Linked DNA regions of Homo sapiens: regions 1, 2, 4, 5, 6 and 7 are each linked to region 3. A link is a contact called in ENCODE Hi-C or POLR2A ChIA-PET data. All regions are on one chromosome and are shown on one strand. The core of a region is the stretch at or near the end of the contact, and the rest is flanking DNA. Distances in the headings are between cores, read along the strand shown. Region 1 holds the start of IP6K2 (inositol hexakisphosphate kinase 2). Region 2 holds the start of RBM6 (RNA binding motif protein 6). Region 3 holds the start of USP4 (ubiquitin specific peptidase 4). Region 4 holds the start of PFKFB4 (6-phosphofructo-2-kinase/fructose-2,6-biphosphatase 4). Region 5 holds the start of GNAI2 (G protein subunit alpha i2). Region 6 holds the start of SLC26A6 (solute carrier family 26 member 6). Region 7 holds the start of RBM5 (RNA binding motif protein 5).

Region 1 (3,399 bases), core at 685-3,184, 620 kb after region 3:
CTCAAAAAAAAAAAATTCTGAGAAGGTGGTAACTGCTATGGAAACATATAGAGCCAGGATGAGGGGATAAAGGTGGTACTGAGTGCTGGGGGCAGAGTGGGGCAGGTTACAGTCTGAAATGAGGGGCTCTGAGAGCTGGGGTGCAGCTCTTTGGAAATCTGTGCAATCCAGGCATGGGAACAACCATAACTCATACACTGTGCAGGAGAGTGCATGGGGTGTGATGTGTGAGGAACACTGGGAGATTGAGCAGCAAGGCCAAAAGCTGGCCGGGGAGATACAGTCGGGGGGGTGATAGGGAATTATGAAGGTCCTGATGTCTCTGGTTTTCCCTTGGGGAGGAAGTACTCCAGGGTTCTGAGCAGGGAATGGGAGGATCTGACTCATGTATTCACAGGCTGATGTGTGCAGAACAGACTGAAGGCATCAGGGGCAGCAAGAGGAGACCAGGAGGCAGCTGTGACATTGCACTCAAGAGAAATGGTGGCAGTTTGGACTCAGTGAAAGGTATGGAGGTGGCAAGAAGTGATTTCATTCTGGGTAGATGATGCTGATGGAGACAGCAGACCTTCCTGGTGCACTGAATATAGATGGGAAAGAGAGTAGTCAAGGGGTACTTTGAGGTGTTTGACTTGAGCAATAAGAAGGGCTGAGATGCTATCACTCAATTTGGGGAAAGTGGGGTGAAGTAGGTTTGGCGGATGAGCCAGTGTTAGGGTAGCACAAGTTGCGTTTGAGATGCCAGCAACTGGAAGTCAGAGTGCAGATGTCTAGTTGACAGTGGGACTAGTGAATCTGCCACTCAGGAAGGGTCTGGACTGGACAAACACTTTTAGGAGTGATTGACATGTAGGTGGCATTTGAAGTCATGAGCCTGGATAAGATTTTGGAAGAGTGAGTGTAGACAAAGAGAAAACACACAGATGAGAAACTGGTGAGACTGGAGGAAACCAGGAGGACATGGAGCCCTGGAAACCACATGCTAAGGTGAGAGGAGCTGCTCACAGAAGTCTCTCCTATCCACTGTTATAAGGTCAGGGATATTTATTTATTTTCCTTTTTTGTTCACTGCTGTATTTCCAATACCGAGTGTAAGTGCTTAATAAATACTTGTTGAATTAAAAAGTGTATGAGTGAATTTACACCTTTGCAAATGCCCAGTACACAGGGCTGCAACATTGTTCTCCTTTACAGAAAGAGCAGAGATCAGGTAGGAGGCTCTGCCCATTCTCAGTGGCACTAACCCTCTCCTTTGCCTTTCACAGCTATGCTGACATTCACTCAGGTGAGAGCCCTTCTGTCCAACACAGGCCCAAGACAAATGAGCCTCAGACAAGCCCTGTGGTGTGGTGCTTGGTGGGAGCTGGGTTGGGCACTGGGTCATCCACCAGTCCCCAGAAAACTCTATGGCCACTTCTCTGTCCACCCTTCCATATCTAATAATCTGTCTGTCTGTATCTATAACCATTTCTTTGTCCACCGTCTACAGGCACTCTTTTGTCCCTCTTTCCGTCTATTCACATCCAGTCTTCTGTCCATCTGCTAGAGTGACCAACTTCCCAGTTTGTAGTGGACTGTCTCTGTGTTAGCATTGAAATTCCTGCATCCTGCGAAATCGCTCACTACTGAACAAACCAAGACTGTTGGTCAATCCATCTGTTTCCCAGGTATCCTGCTGTCCATCGGCCCGCAGCTAGTCTATCCACCCAACCGCCCGTCAGACCTCCGGCCCACCCTCCCAGACGGAGGACAATGCTCCGCCCTCTCTGGCCCCGCCCCCAGTCACCGCCTTTTCCGGAAGCTGCTGCAGCGAATCCTGGCACCCTAGCAACAGCGCCTTTCAGGCTGTCCAGTCCGCGTGCGCAGCTCCTAGGACGAGCCAATAGTGAGGGGCACCGGGAGCGAGGTGCAGGGGGCGGGGCTCGGCCTGGCCGCAGCCATTTTGGTGCGAGAGAAACAATAGGACGGAAACGCCGAGGAACCCGGCTGAGGCGGCAGGTAAAGCTCGCGTCCTATGGCCCTAGTGCCCGAGGAGCTTTGAGGGAGATTTTTTCAGGCTACTGGGAAACGGGATCTCTGATCATTGGAGTCTCCCAGGTTATTTGGGAAAGACTTCTTCCGTGGTCATTGTGGGGGAAATCTCCCGGGGTCCCTGTGGATTCGATTTCCCTGGGTCATTTGGGAGGAGGGTTTTTCTTCTGATCATTGGGGGAGGGATTTCCGTGGTTTTGGGGGTCCAGCATCCTCCCCGGTCATTGGAGGGGGTCTCCCGGGTTTGGGGGAGGGCAGGATCTTTCCTGGTCATTGAGATCTCCCCGGGTCTTGGGAAGCGCAAGATCTACGGTGTCATTGAGGGGTCTCCCCAGGTCATTGGCGGCCACGATCTCCCCAGATATTTGGCGGGTGGAGGGGTCTTCCCGGATCTTTGGATAGGGAGTCAGCTCAGCGCCTCAGGTACTGTTACCTGGGGTCGGCAGATGTGCAGCCATTTTGAGTGTTGAATGCCATTTGGGCCCGTCAGATGGTGTTCGATGAGGGAATCTACACACTTAACCTTATTATAGAAAAAATGCCTTTAAATGGATAAGAGGACACCTTTATAGTGATATTTCCACTCTTTACGTTTGATTACAGACCGCTTTTGTCTTTTGCATCCTAATGGCTTATTTCATTTTAGGATTGTATTCGTTCTCATATATCAACTAAGCTACACTAGCAGAAAAGTGAGTGAAAATAAAATGTAGAAACCAGTAAAATCCAGTGCTCTTAAATACCAGGGAAAACAGAACTAGTCACTGCTTGGAATTAAACATTTCCGTAGCAGAATGTACACAGAACAAAAAATCATCTTGAATAGTTTTAAGAAAAAGTACTGGCACTTTGGAACGTGGTAACAAAAATGTTGTAGATCATCGGTTCTATGATATTTTTAATAGAGGACCATGATTACAGTAATTTTGTTGAATTCTAGTGTTTAAAATGTTTGCTGTATTTGCAGTTGTAGCCAGGTAATATTTTAAGTGAACTAAGATGCTTATTTATATAGGTTGTTGCTGTGGGGTTTGTATAATTGCATCGTGTAACTTGGGTGTTAAGTATTTAAAGAGAAGCTTCAGGGTGTTGTTTTAACTTTAGCCACTATCAGAGTTAGAAAGGGCCAAATGAATACTTTATCACATTTGACATAATAGGCAAATTGATGGCCTAGTAACTTTTTTTTTTTTTGAGAAAAAGTTAAACTGTTAACTGTCATTTAAAATTTTTTTTCTATTTTCTGTGGTCTTGTCTGACATTGTCATTTCGATAGATTTACCTGCTTTGTGACTTTAGAATTCACAGGCATTGTTAGAAATCAAATGGAGAATCACTTGAGCCCAGCAGTTCAAGATCAACCTGGGC
Region 2 (3,129 bases), core at 220-2,719, 600 kb before region 3:
GCCCAGGCTGGAGTGCAATGGAGCAATCTCAGCTCACCGCAACCTCCGCCTCCCAGGTTCAAGCGATTCTCCTGCCTCAGCCTCCCAAGTAGCTGGGATTACAGGCATGTGCCACCATGCCCGGCTAATTTTGTACTTTTAGTAGAGACGCGGTTTCTCCATGTTAGTCAGGCTGGTCTCGAACTCCCCACCTCAGCCTCCCAAAGTGCTGGGATTACAGGTGTGAGCCACCAGGCTCGGCCTGGTAATAGAATTCTATAAGGAAAGGTGCTACAACTATCCAGAGAGACCTGGGACCTGTCCTGCAGGTTAGGTATCTAGTTAGATGCTAGTTTCTGAGACAAGGTTCAAATTCAACTTTTGTGTTTCACCAAAATGGTAACATATTATTTAGTTACTTTCTTCACTGCCAGTCCTACCATCACGCACCAGCTCTTGACACCTCTCGTTAGAGACCTCACAAATTCAGTAATGGTGACATATTTAAATCATTCACGCTGGTGGCATTTCTCAATAGGAAGGTGGAAACTAGCAAGCCGAGGGCACAATCCAGGGTTCAGAAAATGAACCAGGTGACCATGTCTGCATGTCTACTGAACTCCTTCACTTAAATCCGGCTACTCTGACCTTCACAAGCAAACCTGGAATATGCAAAAAATACAATTACGCTCACGGTTTATGTACCCTACGAAACAGGGCCCTTCCTTCAAAAAAAAAAAAAAAAAAAAGGCATTCCCAAAGTTGAACCCATTCGCCTAACGTCAATTCTAAAATAAAGAGAAAAACATCTATTTACACCGCTAATGGAATCTAAAGCGTGAATACGATAAAACATCCTTCTCCTTCATTGCCTAACGGGCGCAGAACCCACCAGACCACTCTCCCGCTTCCAGGTTCTACCGCCCCGACGACCGGGCTCGGAGCTCTTGTGCCCTCCGGTCCAGCGGAGCCTCCCTTGTGTCTGTCCAAGTCTGAGGACGAGGCTACGTGCTAAGCACAAGAGCTCCCTTCCTAGTGATGCCACAGAATTGGATCTGAAACAGGAAAACCGCAAGAACAGCCCGCTTACAGCTCCGAAGAGTAGGAGCACAGAGCCGCAACCACGCGCCGGCCCCAGCCTCACAGCTGGCCGCTCCGCGGCGGGACCGGTAATCTACTGCCGCGCCGGGCCCCGCCCCAGGCCCGCGACGGTTCCGGGGCGTTCCTGCCACGGGCGGCGCCTCCCTCATCTCACCGTTGCTTGGTCTTCTTCCCGAGCGAGGCCGCAGCCGCCCCGCGACACTGAAGCCACAGCTTTCAGGCTGCGCGGGCCTGCGATGTCTAGAGCGGGCCTGTCTGCTGGCTATTCCCTGGCAGGCTCTGGCACGCCTCCCCTCCAGTCCCGGGCCCTTACCTAGGCGGCGAAGCCTCCACGGCCCGCTCCTCCTTCTCCTCAGCCTCCGCCACCGACCCAGCGCCGCGGACACCGGAACTTCCTCCGCGCGGGGCCACTGCTACCACAAAGGCGCCGCGCCGCTGCCTTCAGCGCTCGGCCCGCTGGGAGATGAAGTACAGCTGCCGGTCCCGCAGACTCTTACTCCCGCCGTGCCCCGCGCGCAGGGGACTTGCCTTCTGGGGTGGGTCGTAAGAGCACGCTGTCCATCGCCATCCAATAAGAAGGCGCGCTTACCCGCCCTACTCCGCGTGACCTGCTGGGAGTTGTGGTTTGGCCTCTGCCCTGTGACACCTGGTCCTCTTGTGCTTTCCTCTCAGTTGATTGAGGCTTACAGTTTTTTGGTGGCTTGACTTTCCTGAGGTTTGCTCCCTGCCAGCAGCTCGGGTACGGCCCTGGCCTGCCTAGCTCGAGGCCTCCTTATTGTCCGTTAGTGTGAGAGAAATGGAAGGGAGCTTCTTCGGGAGTAAGTTTAAGCCATCTCCAGCTGGTTGGCGGGGCGCGGTGGCTCACGCCTGTAATCCCAGCACTTTGGTAGGCCGCGGCGAGTGGACCACCTGAGGTCAGGAGTTCTAGACCAGCCTGGCCAACATGGTGAAACCCCATCTCTACCAAAAATACAAAAATTACCCGGGCTTGGTGGCAGGTGCCTGTAATCCCAGCTACTCGGGAGGCTGAGGCAGGAGAATCACTTAAACCCGGGAGGCAGAGGCAGAGGTTGCAGTGAGCCGACACTGTGCCACTGCACTCCAGCCTGGACAATAGAGCAAGACTCCACCTCAGAAAAAAAGAAAGAAAGAAAAAGGCCGGGCGCAGTGGCTCATGCTTGTAATCCTAGCACTTTGGGAGGCCGAGGTGGGTGGATCACGAGGTCAGGAGTTCAAGACCAGCCTGGCCAAGATAGTGAAACCCCATCGCTACTAAAAATACAAAAAGTAGCCAGGCGTGGTGGCGCATGCCTGTAATCCCAGCTACTCAGGAGGCTGAGGCAGAGAATTGCTTGAACCCGGGAAGCACAGGTTGCAGTGAGCCGAGATCGCGCCACTGCACTGTTGCCTGGCAACAGCGCAAGACTCCGTCTCAAAAGAAAGAAAGAAAGAAAGAAGTTGGGCGCAGTGGCTCACGACTGTAATCCCAGCACTGTGGGAGGCCGAGGCGGGTGGATCACGAGGTCAGGAGATCAAGACCATCCTGGCTAACACGATGAAACCCTGTCTCTACTAAAAACACAAAAAATTAGTGGAGCGTGGTGGCGGGCACCTGTAGTCCCAGCTACTCAGGAGGCTGAGGCAGGAGAATGACGTGAACCCGGGAGGCGGAGCTTGCAGTGAGTCGAGATAGCGCCACTGCACTCCAGCCTAGGCGACAGAGGGAGACTGTCGCAAAAAAAAAAAAAAATTACCCGGGCTTGGTGGCAGGCGCCTGTAATCCCAGCTACTCGGGAGGCTGAGGCAGGAGAATCACTTAAACCCGGGAGGCAGAGATTGCAGTGAGCCTAGACTGTGTCACTGCACTCCAGCCTGGACAATAGAGCAAGACTCCGTCTCAGAAAAAAGGAAAGAAAGAAAGAGGCCGGGCGCAGTGCCTCACGCTTGTAATCCTAGCACTTTGGGAGGCCGAGGCGGGTGGATCACGAGGTCAGGAGTTCAAGACCAGTCTGGCCAAGATGGTGAAACCCCGTCTCTACTAAAAATACA
Region 3 (3,135 bases), core at 159-2,658:
TCAGGTGATCCTCCTGCCTCGGCCTCCCAAAGTGCTGGGATTACAGGTGTGAGCCACCGCGCCCGGCCGGTTCACACCCTTTATTTGTATTTATTTTTTTTTTTTTGAGACAGGGTCTCACTTTGCCGTCCAGTCTCAAGTGCAGTGGCGCCATCTCGACTCACTGCAACCTCGACCTCCTGGGCTCAAGGGATCTTCCTACCTCAGCCTCCCAAGTACCTGGGACCACAGACGCGAGCCACTGCCCGGCTATTTTTTGTATTTTTTTGTAGAGACGGGATTTCGCTATGTTGCCGAGGTTGGTCTCTAACTCCTGGGCTGAACCTATCCTTCCGCCTCAGCCTCCCAAAGTGCTGGGACGACAGGCTTGAACCACCGCGCCCGGCCTGGTTCACACACTTTAATGGCACTTACCACATACTGCTAGGCATTGAGGTTATTTCTGTAACATCTCTTCTTTTCTACTAGATTCTATGAGGGCAGGAACTAGGTCTTATTTTTCTCTGAGGACAAGGACTGTTAGACAAGTGTATGGAGACGCATCTAGACCAACTGCCTGACTTCCTCTTTCCTCTGGGTTTACTTCTCCCTCCAAGAGGAGGGTTGTGTGTGTGAGCGGGGCGACTGGAAAACATAGTGTTCAGGACGTTGTATCTTGTTCCAGGAACTAAGTACACGCCTGGGTAACTAATGTGGAGTACCTCTCCTTCCCCTGTTGCTATCGCCCCTCTGTGGCTGCTTGGCAAGTAGCTCAGTATGAAGAGCTGACGGAATTCTGCGGTGGGCCAGGTGGCTCTGGCGTCGACTGTTTAAGGCGACTGTTAATGACTACAACACACCATTGAGTCTTGGTCCCAAGGCGCTGGTGCACATGGTACTTCCCGAAATCCCTGTAGGGCCGCTGGAGCAGGAGCCCCGATCCCACGTTTGGGCAGCTGACTCGCCTAAGGCCTCCAGCTGAAAGCGGAATTGCAGGGGTGAGAATGAGCAGACCTAACTACCGGGCTTCTCGCACCTGGCCTGCATTTATTTAGGACCACGATAACCTCGAAGGCCAGGCTGGGGTGCCCGATGGGTCGTGGGCTTGCTGCCTAACTCCCTGAGATCGGCGGGCTGAACAGAGCTTCGAAGTGTAGCGCCATCCTGAGCAGAGGAAGGGGCGCCCGAAGGCCGCGTAGCGGGCGGCAGGGCGGGAGGAAGTAGCAGCTGCTGCTCCCCGCCCACCCCTCTCGCGTGTGCCTTTCCGCTCCACTGTTCGCCGGTGAGCTAGGTGGCGCGAGAGCGGAGGGGAGAAAAGACAGCGGCTGCAGGAGCCGAAGGCCGCGGCTCGAGGTGGGGCAGGGGCGGGCACGCGAGCGTGCGTGCGTGGGCGCGGTCTATAGCACGCCGCGCGCGGGGCGGATGTCCGGGCCGGCTGGGCCGGGGCCGCGGAGGAGATGGCGGAAGGTGGAGGCTGCCGTGAGCGACCGGATGCGGAGACTCAGAAGTCCGAGCTTGGACCCTTAATGAGGACCACACTCCAACGCGGGGCGCAGTGGTGAGCTCCCGGCTCGCTCTTCCTCTATGCAGAACCAGGGGCCGAGAAAAAGGGGCCTCCTTTTTCTCGGCTAGAGTAGGGGCTGGGCGGGGATGGTATGTAGTGACCCTGGAAGAGTAGCCTGACACCTGCCCCTCAGGAGAATAACTCCAGGATCAGCTCTGGGAAAGCGCAGGCGGGGCCTGAGTGTCGTCTCAGTTCATTTGGAGCCCTAGGGGGCGGGCCCGGCGGGGGCCAGGAGGAGGGATGTGGAGAAGGGGAAGGTTGGTGGGGACCCTAAGGGTGGGGAGAGCCCTTTACCATGAGGACTCGCCGTGTGACCTTGGGCGAAGGTGTCACAGACCTGGATTCCTCACTGTTAAAACCAGGATAGCAATATTTGGCTCACCGACCTCAGTGGGTTGAGGGGAAAATCAGAAGTAGATACTTTGTAACTTGTAAACTGCCAACAGATGTCAAGGTCAGAAGCTGAACAAATGTCTGAGAACCCCGATTATTTTGGTAGCAAGTGTCAAAAATATTTGCGGCAGCAGTGTCTTGGAGTGGGAGAGGAGGATAGCCTAGGTCCTGGAGCTAGATAGAAGATGAAGGGTCCAGAATTTAGAAGACCCAGGCTGAGTTATTAGGCATCTTAATAGATTGTTTAGTAGAGGGGACAATACTTTGTACTACTGGAGAGATTCCTGGGTGGTGTAATTGTGTAGGAGTAGAAAAACTAAGGCTAGACTTTGCATCGAGTATGATTGTTACCCATCTTGTTTGTTTTGTTTTGTTTTGAGATGGAGTTTCACTCTTGTTGCCCAAGCTGGAGTGCAGTGGCGTGATCTTGGCTCACGGCAACCTCCGCCTCCCGGGTTCAAGCGATTCTCCTGCCTCAGCCTCCCGAGTAGCTGGGATTACAGGCTCACGCCACCACACCCAGCTAATTTTTTGTATTTTTAGTAGAGACCGGGTTTCACCATGTTGGGTAGGCTGGTCTCAAACTCTTGACCTTATGATCCACCCGCCTCGGCCTCCCAAAGTGCTGGGATTACAGGTGGGAGCCACCGTGCTCGGCCCGAGTGTTACCTATCTTTAAGAAATCATTGTGGTGATGATCTGCCGAGGAATTGAGCAGGAGAATAGAAAAATTGGGGTTAGGAGGAGTACAGATAACAGCTTATGTATTCACCTTGAGCTAACCAGTTTGTGAAAGGCAGGGTAAACAGAGGTACTTTTTTTGTGTTTTCTTTTCTTTTCTTTTCTTTTTTTTTTTTTTTTTGAGAAGGAATTTCGCTCTTGTTGCCCATGCTGGAGGGCAATGGCGCGATCTCGGGTCACGGCAACCTCCCCCTCCCATGTTCAAGCGATTCTCCTGCCTCAGCCTCCCCAGTAGCTAGGATTACAGGCATGCGCCACCACGGCCGGCTAATTTTTTTTGTATTTTTAGTAGAGACGGGGTTTCTCCATTTTGGTCAGGCTGGTCTCGAATTCCAGATCTCAGGTGATCGCCCGCTGTGGCCTCCCAAAGTGCTGGGATTACAGGCGGAAGCTACTGCGCCCGGCCTAGCAGAGGTACTTTTTAAGTTAACCTCTATAGGGTTCATAAAGAATACTCA
Region 4 (3,347 bases), core at 575-3,074, 780 kb after region 3:
ATGTGGACCTTTGGAATCTTCAGTTCCTATGAAGTGGGCAAGACATCTGTGTCAGTCATCTTAAGGGTCCTTGCCAAGCTTTAAAGAGCTGGGTGGACTTGGACTGATCCAAGGCAGGGCTGTGGCAGGGAGGGCATGGGAGGGGGTGCTACACCTATAGCCCACGAGGCCAGTCTTGTTGCCAGTCCCATGCCCTCAACACCTGGCTCCTGGCTGGGTACACACTGGGCAGAGAGAACCTGAGGATGCAGGGCACCTGCCAGGGGTGTTGTGGATGACATCGCTAGAGGGCAGTGTGGCTCAGGTTGAAGCCGTGTTGGTGGGGGCTGGGGCAGAGAGTGTACAAAGCTTGGAGAGGCGGGGCTGGGGATCCCGAGGAGGCGGGAAACTGCAGGAGTCCGGTGGGGGCCAAACAAGAAAGTGAGCCAGGGGTTTAGGAACTTCTGGATCTCTCCCTTGTTCCTTGTCCCCAGTGCATTTTCAAAGACAAGAGGGAGATACAAATATAGTAAAAGGCAACCATAACGTATTTTAAAATGAATTTCTTAGAGATTGACATACTTAATTTATACTGTAATACTGTAAGATAGACAATGTGCACATCCCATTTTCCTGAAGAGAAAATGTTATTAACATATTATTTTCAAAAAATATGTAAAACTTTAGTTAAAAAAACCAAAATACTAAAAATCAAAAAAAAATTGTAAAAAATGAAATTCTGGAAAGACGATTAAGATACTCCCAGGGCTTAGTGAGTACCCAAAGTACTTGGTTACTAAGTGCCACGCACGGCCGGGCGCGGTGGCTCACGCCTGTAATCCCAGCACTTTGGAAGGCTGAGGAGGGCGTATCACCTGAGGTCAGGAGTTCGAGACCAGCCCGGCCAACGTGGTGAAATCCCGCCTCTACTAAAAATACAAAAATTAGCAGGGCGTGGTGGTGGGCGCCTGTAATCCCAGCTACTTGGGAACCCGAGGCAGGAGCATCCCTTGAACCCGGGAGGCGGAGGTTGCAGTGAGCCAAGATAGCGCCATTGCACTCCAGCCTGGGCAACAGGAGCGAAACTCCGTCTCAAAAAAAAAAAGTCCCACGCATTTGCTCCCAGCAGCCAAAGCAAAGAAAGAGGAACAATATTGAAATGTGTTTTGAGTCTCTATCCATGAGGTAAAAGAGCTTTTCCAGCGTGGTTGAGCATGCTCCTATGGACGGCGGAAGAGTCCCGGGGCTCGGAGCAGTCAAGGGGGACCCCGAGGAGGGGCAGGAGGGCGCAGCGGAGTTGACGGCTGGGACTGCAGGCCTACTGGCCCCTGTCGGCTCTGACCAACCTGGCCGTGCGGGTCACGTAGGCCTCGTCCCACTGCATGAAAACCCCTCCCTCCTGGGGGCCCTGGGCTCCCTAGCAAGGAGGTAGCAGAATTCACGCGTGCCGCTGCTCAGGGATGCAGCGCCAGGGCGGAGCCCGTAGGTGGGGCCTATGCAAATCAGCGCGGGCAGGTTGGGAGAGCTGAGTTTGCGCATCCGGGGCGGGCCTGCACAATCCGGGCCTTGAACTGGGGCGGGACCAGTACAATCCGGAGTTGAGCATGCGCATTCTCGATCCTGGCCTGAAGAACTGGGCCCACTTGTTCCAAAACGGGCGGGTAGGTGAGTTGGGCATGCGTGGTCGGAGGCCGGGCCCCTTTCAGCTGGGGCGGAGCCTACTCACTCTGGGGCGGGACCTGCGGGAAGATAGACATGGGCTGTCGCGGCTTGAGGAGGGGCGGGGCCCAAGGGGCGGGACCTCGGGTGGCCCGAGGTGGCCCGGCTGCTGGGTTGGAAGCGGCGCAGTCCGACTCATCCCGGCCCCGGGATGGCGTCCCCACGGGAATTGACACAGAACCCCCTGAAGAAGATCTGGATGCCATACAGCAATGGGCGGCCCGCTCTGCACGCTTGCCAGCGCGGTGGTGAGGCGGGGTCCTCTGGGAGGAGGTGGGAGGTGCACCGGGATGGGTGGGTAGGGCGGCCTGGGCGGGGGTCTCGCATGGAGAAGGGGCGGGAGACAGATGGGGAACCGGGGACAGGTGAGGTTGCCGTGACTGGGGAGGCTGCTGGGGACAGGTGAGGCGGTCGTGACAGTGGTGGGCCAGAGACAGGTGTGGCAGAGCAGGGGGCGGGGACAGGTGTGTGGGGGCATATCGGCTTGGCGGTGGCTAGGTCTGGCCACCATCACCTCGGGGAGGGCTCTGGCCCCCTCGCTTCCCTCTCCAATCCCCATCGCCCCCAGTCTGGGGAGGACCCTGTGGGCACCCCAGGCCCTTCCCTCTCTCCTGGCCAAGGAGTGTGGGCCGGGTTGTTGGACTGGAACTGAGCTGTGTGGCCCTAGGTGAATTACTTGGCCTCTCTGAGCCCAGAACTTTCAAAGGTGGGCTAGTTTTCCAACAGGAGGAAGGGTGCCTCTTGGCCTTAAAGCTGAGCTTGGGCAGGAACTTCAGCAGAGATGTGCTCAGGATAGAGACAGAAAAGTATGCCGTGTGGGCCTGTGTCTGTGTCCCGGGACATGTAAGTATCCACCTGGGGTCATGGGTGTACAGTAAAACTGGAGAGTGAAACAGCTAGGAGAATGCTGAAATTCATGGAATTGTTAAGGGGCTCACCTCTCCTAGGGTCCCAGGTGTTTAAACCGCTTCCTTGAGTTTCTGCCTGTCCTTAAATGAGCTGGCAGTTTTTTTTTTTTTTAAGAGATGAGTCTCGCTCAGTGGCCCAAGCTGGAGCAAGTGCAGTGGCGCGATCATAGTTCACTGCAGCCACGACCTTCTGGGCTCAAGCAATCCTCCCACCTCAACCTCCCGATTAGCTGGGATTATAGGTGCGCCACCACACCCAGCTTTTTTTTTTCTTTTTTCTTTTTTTTTGTAGAGACAGGGTCTTGCTATGTTGTCTGGGCTGGTCTCCAACTCATGGCTTCAAGTGGATCCTCTGGCCTCGGCCTTCCGAAGTGTTGAGATTACAGGCGTGGGTCCTGGCCTGCAACTTTTTTATTACCAGGAAAAGAAAGATTTGTTTTAGGAGTAACTGAAACATTGTAATGAATTTGCAGCTTGTCCAGCACCTCAGAGAACATCTAGTTTAACAGACAGTGAAATGGAGATCAGGAGATTGAGTGACATGCCTGGGTCTCCCTGTGATCCTGCCTCTGCTTATGTATGATAAGCAAGGGGAGAGTTCTTTGTGCTCATCCTGCTGCAGCAGCCTGGAGCCATGGCTTTGATCATGATATGAGTCCTGGGGGAAGGGTGTGTGTATTTCTGGCCACACTGTGAGTCCTGGCAGGGGAAGGCCATGTTTCTGACCAGACCAAGTCGTGG
Region 5 (3,306 bases), core at 113-2,612, 900 kb before region 3:
ACAAGCCCCCCAACTCTCAGAGGCTACATCCCAGGCCTTGCAGCCCAGAAGGGGTGTGGGCAGCCCAGCACCTACTAGCAGATCTCCTGGGCTCACCCGCAGGGGCAGCAATATGTCGGCTGTCTCACCACTTCCACTTCCCCCCACTCCTCTAGCAGCCACCATCTTTTCTGGCCTTGGAGGCGGCCACAACCCTAACTCCTCCACTCTCTCTCCTACTTCCCAGACTGGCCTTCGAAACTGGAAAACATAGAGCCTCCTTGGGAAGCCTGAGGCCTGGCCCCCTCCCCCAGCGTGACCAGTGGAGCCTCAATCCAGCCCCGTGGGGGTTCTGCATAAGGCAGCCTAGGCCCTCTCCAACCCAGGGCTCCCGCCTCCTAGCCCAGCCCACTTGGTGCAGGAAGGGTGGAGGGATCTGGGGAAGGCCAGAGTGTAAGAGGACTTAGGGGAGGATCAGCAGAGGGTTTCGGGAGTGATGCCTGCAGAGAAGGATCTGGAGGGCAGGAAGCAGGGAGCAGGGCTCGCTGAAGGGGTTCCAGCTGGAGATGGGGCTCAAGAGCAGTTTCCCACTCGAGAGGTTCCTTGGGTCAGAGTGCACAGGTGGAGGATACAGATTCCAGACTAGGGATGGGGCACAGAAGGAGAAGGAGGGAGTGGGTGGGGGGCCTGGCAGGGGCCCCGCGGGATGCTCATGCCCAATAGGAATAAAAGGCGCAGGTGAGGAAAACAAGCGGAGCCTGAGGGTTGGGGAACAAGTGGCGGGCATCCTGGGGGTTTGGGCAAAGTGTAGGGAAGGATGGCGGGGCTCTGAAGTTCTGTGAAGCTAGTTAGCAAGGGGGGATGGCCAAGCAGGGCACTGGACCGCGGGTGTTGGGGCACTGTTGACTGGATTTGGAGGTCTGGGGTCTGGGATGAGACAGGGGTCTGGTCTAGAGTCTGGGCAGGATCAAAGGTCTAGTCCAATCTAGAGTTTTCAACCCTGGTCCTGGCCCAGGTGTGGGGTCCCAGACAGCCCGGGTCTGGGAGTTTGAAGCCCTAGTCTGGGAGGTCAAAGTCCTTGTCTGGGGATTCGAGCTGGGAATCAAGGATCCCAGTGCGGGACGCGGCCTCACCCAACAGCAGCAACTTCACCTCCCGCGCCGCCTTCTCTCCGTCCTCCCGCAGGTTCTTGTCGATCATCTTAGAGCGCTCGGCCGCCGCCTTGTCCTCGGCGCTCACGGTGCAGCCCATCCCGCCGTCCGCCGGCCCGGCCGCCGCCCGGCCCCCACACGGCCCACGGCCCGGCTCGGCCCCGCCCGACCCACTCCGCTCCCACCACCAGCCCTCTGCGGGAAGCACTCGGGTCGGCAGTTCCGAGCGACTGCGGGAGGCGCCTTCCCTACCGCCGCGCACCGACGGCGGGGCGGGCCGGGGGTGGGGCCTGGGCGAACCAAGCCTGTGACTGGGCCGGGGCGGGCTTGCAGGCGGGGCCAGAGGAGATTAGAGGCTGTTGATTGGCTCGAGGGCGGAGCGAAGGGGGAAGTTAGGCGCAGCCCAGGCTCGGGCCTGGGCTGCAGGCGGGGCCACGCGGAGAAAAGGCAATAGGGGTGGTTCCAAACCCCGGGACCCGGCACTGGGCGGGCTGCAGGCGGGACCGGGCTGTGATTGGGTGCGGAGCGCCGGGAGCTCTGTTGCTGGACAGCCGGGAGGGCGGATCTGTTAACCCGAGGGTGGGGATCCGGTGCCCTCGAGGGCAGAGCAGGAACCAGCCCTCTGAGCTTCTGCGAGTTGGGCGAGTTAGGTGGAGGAGGCGTGTCTTTGTCATTTGTTAAAGTTAATGAGTCCAGTAAACTTGTTTTGGGATCTACGAACTCGGGAGCCTTTCTGGACTGCGGTTTTCTCAGTCTTAAGGCGGGTTTACCGCCTTCTCCCTCTGGGTTGCAGCTAGTCGAAAAAGGAAAAAAAAAGGCCGGGCGCAGTGGCTCACGCCAGTAATCCCAGCACTTTAGGAGGCCGAGGCGGGCAGATCACTTGAGGTCAGGAGTTCTAGACCAGCCTGGCCAACATGGTGAAACCCCATCTCTACTAAAAATACAAAAATTACCCGGGCGTGGTCGTGGGCGCCTGTAATCCCACCTGCTCAGGAGGCTGAGGCGGGAGAACTGCTTCAACCCGGGTGGCGGAGGTTGCAGTGAGCCGAGATCGCGCCATTCATTGCACTCCAGCTTGGGCGACAGAGCAAGACTCCGTCTCAAAAAAAAAAAAAAAAATTGGTTTCCATCTTTACACCTTTGCCTAGGCTGTCTCCTTTAGCTGGGTGGCTTCTCATATCCATCCTTCCCCAATCTACCGGGAGGCATTCTTCGGCAGGCAGCCATCCTGGACTCCAATCTGGGACCAGGCAATCAGGACCCAAGGGAGAAAGGGAGAGAGGATGAGAGGGTGGAGAGGGAGGAAGAGAGGAGGGCGGGCAGGCAGGGTGAGGGGGTTGGGAGGGAAGAAAGAGGAAGAAGTTGCCACTGGACTTCTAGAAACAAAAGTGGCCATGATCTTATGACCTGTCTCTTCCATGGCCTGTCCACGTCTGGAGGTGGCCATGATCCCACATCCCACCCTCCTGTGGCCTGTCCCCACTGGGCAATGGCTGCAACCCTATGGCCAGGCAAAGGTGGGGTGGAAGCAGCAGTGTTTCTAGCTGAACATTTCAAGTCTTTCTGATCCTGTGCTCCAGGAGCAGCCCAGAGCCCCACCCTCGATTGGACATTTGAAGGGTCTGCCAAAAATTAACCACGAAGGCATTTTGTGTGACCCCAGTGCCATGAGGCTAGGAGGCCCCAGCCCAAAGGGAAGGCCCCTGAAGCAAGACAGGGTGCTTGCCACCAACAGCCCGGTGTTTAGCATAAACCCCTTCCTTAGAACCTTGGTACACATTTTGGCTGGGCATGGTTGCTCATGCCTATAATCCCAGCAACTCTGGGAGGCTGAAGCAGGCAGATCTCTTGAGGTCAGGAGTTCGAGACCAGCCTGACCAACATGGAGAAACCCTGTCTCTACTAAAATACAAAAAATTAGCGGGGTGTGGTGGTGGGCACATGTAATCCCAGCTACTTGGGAGACTGAGGCAGGAGAATCACTTGAACCCAGGAGGCGGAGGTTGCAGTGAGCTGAGATCATGCCATTGCACTCTAGCCTGGGCAAGAGTGAAACTCCATTTCAAAAAAAAAAAAAAAGACCGGGCACGGTGGCTCACGCCTGTAATCCCAGTACTGGGAGGCCGAGGCGGCAGATCACGAGGTCAGGAGATGGAGACCATCCTGGCTAACACGG
Region 6 (3,448 bases), core at 763-3,262, 700 kb after region 3:
GGGCCTCTAGTCAGACATTCCTGCAGAGGGTCGGTGGAGGGGTCATTCACCTGCCCCTGCAGCAAGCAAAAGTTGTCTGTGGTGCCATTTGATTCCCTGACACTGCCCCCTGCTTGAATTGATTCCGAAGGGTAGGGTGGGAAGGTGAGCAAAGGGAGCAGAAACAAGGGAATTCAAGACCCAGAATGTAGGTGCCACTGCCTCCTATGTTTACAGGATCCTCCGTGGCCCTAGGCACCTGGGCTGCAGGAAGTGACTCCGTTCCACTCCTCCTTTATTCCCTTAAAAAGGGAAAAATGACTGTTACGACCCTGTTCACAAAACTCTTACTTTTGCTATTTTGTCTGCTGTCCAGAACTGAAGACTTTAAAATTTTGTTACTGTTTACAAGTCCAGATTCAAAAAATGTTTTTACTTTGTTTACAACTCAAAACTTTGAGTTTTACACTTTGTTTACAGTAGATAATTTTTTTTCCTTTGTTTCCAAGTGAAAGGTAGGGAAAGTGGGAGAGGGACTTGGAGGACCCACCTGTGAGGACCCTGACCTGGCCATCTTGAGGGGTTTTCTAACCCCCAGGTCTCCCAGGCCGAAGGTCAGCCTTGAGTCCCGTTTAACAGCAGATCCAGAAGACCTTGAGAGTAGGCGTCCTCTAACCACGGGGGAGAGTGGCTGTGCAGGGCTGGGGGGTGGTCTGTGCAGACACCTCCTCACCCACCACCCCATGCATACTCTTGGGAAGCAGCTTCCTGGGAGATTAGAAATTCTACTTCCCTGACTGGAGCTAAATCCCACCAGCCAGGACCCAAACTCTCCTTACCGAGAAGGACCCCAGCTCTTGAAGGGCTGAGTGGCCTGCTGGGGGTGGGAGGGTGTCTTTACTATGTCCTAGGTTTCGTAGATGCCCCTCTCTGGGGTTCCCCTCCTCCAGCCCAGCGGCCCTCTTTCCTGTCTGTGTAAATTGTTCCGTGAAGCCGCGCTCTGTTTTGGGAATAAACTTCTATAGAAAACAGTTGTTGCCTTTTCCTGTTGGGGGCTGGGGAGGTAGGATGGAAGCTGTGAATGATTCAAGCCAGACTGACCTTTGGGAGGAATCTGAGCCCCTCCCAAGAATATCCAGCTATTTTTAGCCCATTTCATGGCAGATCTCTTTCACCTTGAAATCTGGCCCCTCACTTTGTAATTGGGGCCTGATGTTGGAGCACAGGTGCTGAAAATAAGGTGCTAAGGAAAACCTCCCCGCTGGTCAAGGCAACGGCAACAGGACTTCCTAATTCTTCAGGGTCTGCAGCCCTGACCCGGCATTTTTTGCCCTCACCTGCGGTGAAACCAACCTGAGGAACTGCTCTTGCAGTTCCTGCCTTGCCCACCCAACAGCACTGACGCCCACCCAACAGCACTGACCCCCACCATTCTCCTCGGCGGCCCGCGCAGTAACCTTCTGGGAGCTACGTCCGGGCTGTGCTTAGTGCAGCGGAGGGGATCCTCCAACCATTTCTGGCCTGGGTGGCCAGAGTTAAAGGGGAGGACTTGGGGACCGTTGGCTCCGGGTCTCAAAGAGATGCGTAGTCGCAGAAAGCCTGCGGGTGGCGCTCTCAGCTGAAGGCAAGAGAGGCCCCACAGACCTGGATCCCCTACGAGTTAAGGCTGGGGTCACCGGCCAGTGGAGTTTCCTTTTCCCACTCCGTGAGCACCTTCCGCCGAGCCAGGACCTGGGATCAGCTCCAACCTACTCAGGGCCTGGGGGCGCGACTGCGGCCAGCCCGGCGCGGGTGCTTAGTTCCAGTTCTGCAGTCCCATCCAGCTCCGGGCAGAGGGCCGGGCGAGCAGCGAGAGGCCTCATAGGCCAGGTCGCCGGGGAGGAAGCGGTTAAATCCTCCTTCTCCAGTCTCTCCCCGCCCGGCGCGCGCCACTTAGGCCCCGCCCCAGCGCGCTGATTGGCCCAAGCCTCCCCGTCCTGCCCCGGGATTAGCCCCCGGGAGAGCGCAGCTGGCCTCACCCGGTCCCGGCGCCGCCTTCCGGAGCGTAGCGGCCTCTAGCTCGAGCAGCAGGAGCAGCCCGCACCGGACAACTTGCGAGCCATGGGGCTGGCGGATGCGTCGGGGTGAGTTCAGCGCACATTCCCGGTGGCCCCGCGCGAGCGCCTCGCTGGAGCAGGCATTCTCCGCTTGCGACGCCTCGCTGGAGCAGGCATTCTCCGCTTGCGACGCCTCGGTTTACCTCTGCTGATTTTCTGCAGGCGGCTGCCCCTCTGCAGCAAGGGGTGGGGGCGGGAGCCGGCGCGACCCCAGTCCCTTGGGCTGTGCGGAAAGCCGCTGGTGTGACGCCCGAGGGCCATCCCGGGCCACAGGGAGGCAGCTGCGTGCGGAGGAGCCCGGCCAGGAGATGTGCCGGCGGGGGTGCGTGGGGCACGGGAGTCCCTGGCAGCGGCCCGTGGACTAGCTGCTTTCAGCTGAGTCCCGAGTCCACCCAGCTCCACTGATCCCGGAGTGAGCGCTCCGGCCTTTCTGGCCCCAGTTGCCTTCCTACAGGGAGGGGCCAATGATCAAGGCTCCGCCCTCCAAACGCGGGTCCCAAGTTGTCGGGGGAGGGAGCCCTTTAAGAAGACCTGAGTGACTCACGTAGGAAAGGAGAGGGGGCTCTACGATCTCCTTGAGATAGCGGTCCCAAGAGTCTCTGAGGATCTTCCTTGCACCCACTCCACACTCCTCCAACAGTACAGCCAGGTTAGAGGCGCTTCCCAGGTGAGTTCCTGTCCCTCAAATGGGATCCTCTCCCCAGGTCAGGGCTTTTCCTAGATCAGAACTTTCCTGACTGGTGAAAGCTTCCCCAACAGGCTAGAGTTTTCCCCCAGGTAAGATCCTTCTGTGAGATCTATTCCCAGGTGACAGCTTTTCCCCATTCCACGTGGGAGCCTCGCCCGAGGTCAGAGCTTTCTCTATGGGAGAGTACCCCCCAGGTGAGAACCCTCTCCCTCTAGGTCTTTTCTTCCCATGTGAGATCTTTCTCTGACTTCAAGTAGGTGCCTCTGGGCAGAGGGAAGATTCCCCCTGTATCAGAACTTGCCAGGCTGATAAAGATTCCCTGGTAGGTCAGAGATCCCTCTAGGTGAGATTCCCCTTGAAAGCTTCTATTCCCAGGTGAGCTCTTTCCCCCACTTCAAGTGGGTACTTCCCTTTCCATGTGGGAGCCTCTCCCTCTAGGTGAGAGATTGCCACTCCAAGAGCAAGCTCCTTCTCAGGTGAGAGCCAGTCCTTGGCTTCCCCATAACAGGCCTGAGCCGTCTACAACCTGGACCCTGGGGCTGGAGGCCCAGGGGCAAGCTTGGCTCCAACACTTTCCTTCCCTTAGAGGGGAGGGTCTCATCTGAGGCCTGAGGCTTGGGAAAGGAGTTGCTTGAGGAGCTGGACCCCTGGTTTGCTGGACCCCTTCCCTGAGTGTGCTCTCAGC
Region 7 (3,314 bases), core at 249-2,748, 750 kb before region 3:
GCACACAGCTCCAAAAGGTTCAAATTTTATTTTTTCTAGGAGACAAGAGAGATTAATTGCTATAAATCTCAGAGATCACTTAAGTCAGCAGCTCCATAGCTTGGATACTACTGAGGCTGGGATTTCATCAAACCTTCAAATCATTGACAGTGATTATCTAAGGTGGGGAAGTGGTGGGGACAAACTGTCAACGTTAAAATCGTGCTAACATTTTGTTAACAATGAGCAAAACCGGAAGATTAAGCATATTTTAAAATATTAGATTCCAGATTTAACAGAATCATAATACGGAGCAAGCAGAAGACTCCTTCCCTGCTCCTACCTTAGAATTACAAAGCAAAAAGGGCAGAGCTACAATCAGCTCCTTGGTTTTGTATCAAAGCAACTCCGTGGGATAGTTGACCGTTAAAACATTAATCCAAGTGTCTTCATTAATACAAGGAGCAACATGAAATTCAAACACTTCTGATGAAAAATGTAAAACCTCGTAGAAGCTGGGATACTGAGCTGACTGAAATCTACTACATTAATAACGTATCGCATAAGACAAGAGCAAAGCTAGAAACGACCTAATTCCTAGGTAACAATAACCACCACGTCTTGAGCCAGTTCTTATGACTACAAACCACTGAGTAGTGAACAGCCCGGCCCCCCGCCCCCCGTTGGTAATAAGACATCACACTGCTGGACCGCGTTCGATGAGCGCGAGGTCCGAAAAATCAGTTCCAGTAGTCTCTGGAAGCCTAGTCTAGAGCGAATGCTCAACGATTTGTTGAAATTAATAAATGAAAAAGAACCACTGGGGGGAAACAAGTCCCGGGGCATATTCACTGGTGCCGCCCCTTGTCTCCCGGGCGGTGCCGGCACCCACCTCCGTGGGGTCTCGCGGCCGAGATGGCGGCGTCACGGCCTGCTCGACCGACTCCAGCGTCCGGCCTGCCCTCCCCGCACATGCCCCTCCCGCCTCCCAAGAGGTTCCAAACCCGCAGATGGGCGATCACCGAACAGCTTTTCGGAGAGGGCGATTCAGTTGCAGTTGAGCGGGGGATGGCGGCCAGAGACTGCCAGGGAGCTCCCAAGGAGTGCCCGAGGGACAGGCGACGGCTCCACTGCTCCGTTGGGCTGAAGATTAGGGGACGTGTATCCACAAGGGGCAAAGTCACAGCCAGAAAGAAGCAGGCCCAAGGCTGAGCTGGCTGGACACCCTCTGGAAACTGACAGAGCTGGCAACAAGGAAGGGCGCGGCCCTCCAACGCCTGGGGTAATTTAGCCCCTCTACAGAACCGGCTGGAGCTGATCAGTCGCCTCCGGCAGCTGACAAGGGAGGCTTGGGGGCCAGCCCAAATGGCAAGAACCTACCGTCGTTACAGACAGCCGCCGCACTTACCCCAAGGAGAGACCGAAGCAGCAGTAGCGGTTCTGCGCCCCAGAACCTCCAACAAGGTTCGGCGGCTACACAAAATGGCGCCTCCGCCGACGGCCGTCTCCTACCCACAGTACCTCACGCTTATCCCCTCCCCCTGTCACCCGCCTCCTGCGGAGAAGTCCAATCCTCGAAGCGGCCTGGCTGTGCGAGGGCTGCCGGGAAATGTGGTCGCCAGACCATCCTGTCACTTAGGACGCTCTGTGTTAATGTCTTGCAATTCTCTTCTAAATCACTACAGAGTTGTCGATCGGCTTTTGCAGACCTGGATTAGTTTTTAGGGCTCCTATTAGGCATGTTAATAATTCTTTGCTTTTGCTACTAGCGCCGTAGAGAGTACAGTTTGCTTTCACTGGCACGGTGTAAAACATTGTCTAATTCTACTTCAAAAGGAGACCGTGCGTGAAGTGGTGGCTCACTCACAAGCCAGCATTTTGGGAGGCCGAGGCAGGAGGATCGCTTGAGGCCAGGAGTTCGAGACCAGCCTGGGAAACACAGTGAGATCCTATCTCTACAAAAAATAAAATTAACTGAGCATGGTGGCGTGCACCTCTTGTCCCAGCTACTCAGGAGCTGAGGTGAGAGGTTCGCTTGGGCCCAAGAGGTCGAGGCTGCAGTGAGCTGTGATCTCGTCACAGCACTCCAGCCTGGGGACAATGCGAGAAACTGTCGCTAAAAAATAAAAAGGAGGCCGGTGCTGGGCGCGGTGGCTCACTCCTGTAATCCCAGCACTTTGGGAGGCCAAGGCGGGCGGATCACAAGGTCAGGAGATCGAGACCATCCTGGCTAACACGGTGAAATCCCGTCTCTACTAAAAATACAAAAAAATTAGCTGGGCATGGTGGCGGGCGCCTGTAGTCCCAGCTACTTGGGCGGCTGAGGCAGGAGAATGGTGTGAACCCGGGAGGCGGAGCTTGCAGTGAGCCGAGATTGCGCCACTGCACTCCAGCCTGGGCAACAGAGTGAGACTCTGTTTCAAAAAAAAAAAAAAAAAAGGCTGGACGCAGTGGCTCACGCCTGTAATCCCAGCACTTTGGGAGGCCGAGGCAAGTGGATCACGAGGTCAGGAGCTCAAGACCAGCCTGACCAATATGGTGAAACCGCGTCTCTACTAAAAATACAAAAATTAGCCGGGCATGGTGGCATGCACCTGTAGTTCCAGCTACTAGGGAGGCTGAGGCAGGAGAATCACTTGAACCAGGGAGGCAGAGGTTGCAGTGAGCTGAGATCGTGCCACTGCACTCCAGCCTGGGTGACAGAGCAAGACTCAGTCTCAAAATAATAATAATAATAATAATAATAATAATAATAATAATAATAATAAATAAATAAATAAAAAGGAGGGGCCAGGCATGATGGCTCATGCCTGTAATCCAAGCACTGTGGGAGGCCGAGGCAGGTGGATCAGCTGAGCTCAGGAGTTCGAGACCAGCCTGGCCAACATGGCTAAACCCCGTCTCTACTAAAAATACAAAAATTAGCTGGGTGTGGTGGCGCACACCTATAATCCCAGCTACTTGGGAGGCTGAGGTAGGAGAATCGCTTGAACCCAAGAGGCGGAGGTTGCAGTGAGCCGAGATTGCTCTACCGCACTCCAGCTTGTGCAACACAGCAAGACTCTATCTCAAAAAAAAATAAAAATAAAAAATAAATTAAAATGAGGAACATTAGTTGATCGCTTTACTAGATGCTATATTATTGCCCTAGATGCTTTGCAAACATTTTTGTTTGTTTGTTTGTTTGAGATGGAGTTTTGCTCCTGTTGCCCAGGCTGGAGTGCAATGGCACAGTTTCAACTCACTGCAAACTCTGCCTCCCAGGTTCAAGTGATTCTCCTGCCTCAGCCTCCCAAACAGCTGGGATTACAGGCACCCGCCACCACACCCAGCTA

Evidence for each region. Hi-C counts contacts between places; a loop is a spot of excess contacts on that map. ChIA-PET counts read pairs that join two places held with the same protein, here RNA polymerase II (POLR2A). Pooled maps may share reads with other maps.
Region 1: a loop to region 3 is called in a map of naive thymus-derived CD4-positive, alpha-beta T cell, with 17 times the contacts of the local background. The contact joins the promoter of IP6K2 here to the promoter of USP4 in region 3. A Hi-C loop is called at or near these places in 1 of 168 maps with a recorded cell type or tissue (naive thymus-derived CD4-positive, alpha-beta T cell) and 8 of 50 pooled maps. POLR2A ChIA-PET finds 5 or more read pairs at or near these places in 4 of 52 experiments (CD4-positive, alpha-beta T cell, T-cell, activated CD4-positive, alpha-beta T cell and 1 more).
Region 2: a loop to region 3 is called in a pooled map, with 17 times the contacts of the local background. The contact joins the promoter of RBM6 here to the promoter of USP4 in region 3. A Hi-C loop is called at or near these places in 1 of 168 maps with a recorded cell type or tissue (breast epithelium), 4 of 37 single-sample maps with no recorded cell type and 9 of 50 pooled maps. POLR2A ChIA-PET finds 5 or more read pairs at or near these places in 5 of 52 experiments (CD4-positive, alpha-beta T cell, CD4-positive, alpha-beta memory T cell, OCI-LY7 and 2 more).
Region 4: a loop to region 3 is called in a pooled map, with 21 times the contacts of the local background. The contact joins the promoter of PFKFB4 here to the promoter of USP4 in region 3. A Hi-C loop is called at or near these places in 1 of 37 single-sample maps with no recorded cell type and 8 of 50 pooled maps.
Region 5: a map of B cell shows a loop between it and region 3 (6-fold over the local background). The contact joins the promoter of GNAI2 here to the promoter of USP4 in region 3. A Hi-C loop is called at or near these places in 1 of 168 maps with a recorded cell type or tissue (B cell), 2 of 37 single-sample maps with no recorded cell type and 8 of 50 pooled maps. POLR2A ChIA-PET finds 5 or more read pairs at or near these places in 4 of 52 experiments (GM12878, activated B cell, activated T-cell and 1 more).
Region 6: a map of naive thymus-derived CD4-positive, alpha-beta T cell shows a loop between it and region 3 (7-fold over the local background). The contact joins the promoter of SLC26A6 here to the promoter of USP4 in region 3. A Hi-C loop is called at or near these places in 1 of 168 maps with a recorded cell type or tissue (naive thymus-derived CD4-positive, alpha-beta T cell) and 6 of 50 pooled maps.
Region 7: a pooled map shows a loop between it and region 3 (7-fold over the local background). The contact joins the promoter of RBM5 here to the promoter of USP4 in region 3. A Hi-C loop is called at or near these places in 5 of 50 pooled maps. POLR2A ChIA-PET finds 5 or more read pairs at or near these places in 2 of 52 experiments (CD4-positive, alpha-beta T cell and activated B cell).

What each region holds. Positions count from the first base shown.
Region 1 is chr3:48,715,756-48,719,154 of GRCh38, reverse strand. It overlaps IP6K2 (inositol hexakisphosphate kinase 2), which reads left to right and starts at 1,934. Exons shown (of 6, transcript NM_016291.4): 1 at 1,934-1,998.
Region 2 is chr3:49,938,490-49,941,618 of GRCh38, reverse strand. It overlaps RBM6 (RNA binding motif protein 6), which reads right to left and starts at 1,469. Exons shown (of 21, transcript NM_005777.3): 1 at 1,394-1,469. RefSeq lists a silencer at 1,039-1,238 and enhancers at 795-1,316, 1,379-1,438, 1,469-1,518, 1,549-1,608, 1,317-1,839.
Region 3 is chr3:49,338,326-49,341,460 of GRCh38, reverse strand. USP4 (ubiquitin specific peptidase 4) reads left to right here and starts at 1,408. Exons shown (of 22, transcript NM_003363.4): 1 at 1,408-1,537. The coding sequence starts at 1,437. RefSeq lists enhancers at 788-847, 938-1,107, 738-1,237 and a silencer at 1,278-1,467.
Region 4 is chr3:48,555,280-48,558,626 of GRCh38, reverse strand. PFKFB4 (6-phosphofructo-2-kinase/fructose-2,6-biphosphatase 4) reads left to right here and starts at 1,824. Exons shown (of 14, transcript NM_004567.4): 1 at 1,824-1,946. The coding sequence starts at 1,850. RefSeq lists enhancers at 1,112-1,201, 1,332-1,421.
Region 5 is chr3:50,234,260-50,237,565 of GRCh38, reverse strand. GNAI2 (G protein subunit alpha i2) reads right to left here and starts at 1,362. Exons shown (of 9, transcript NM_002070.4): 1 at 1,113-1,362. The coding sequence starts at 1,230. RefSeq lists a silencer at 1,155-1,614 and enhancers at 1,484-2,094, 2,095-2,705.
Region 6 is chr3:48,634,025-48,637,472 of GRCh38, reverse strand. It overlaps SLC26A6 (solute carrier family 26 member 6), which reads left to right and starts at 2,012. Exons shown (of 21, transcript NM_022911.3): 1 at 2,012-2,102. The coding sequence starts at 2,080. CELSR3 (cadherin EGF LAG seven-pass G-type receptor 3) reads left to right here. Exons shown (of 35, transcript NM_001407.3): 35 at 1-1,010. RefSeq lists silencers at 1,804-2,083, 2,474-2,573.
Region 7 is chr3:50,087,103-50,090,416 of GRCh38, reverse strand. It overlaps RBM5 (RNA binding motif protein 5), which reads right to left and starts at 1,498. Exons shown (of 25, transcript NM_005778.4): 1 at 1,388-1,498; 2 at 1-35. RefSeq lists enhancers at 459-1,049, 1,211-1,320, 1,361-1,530, 1,050-1,641.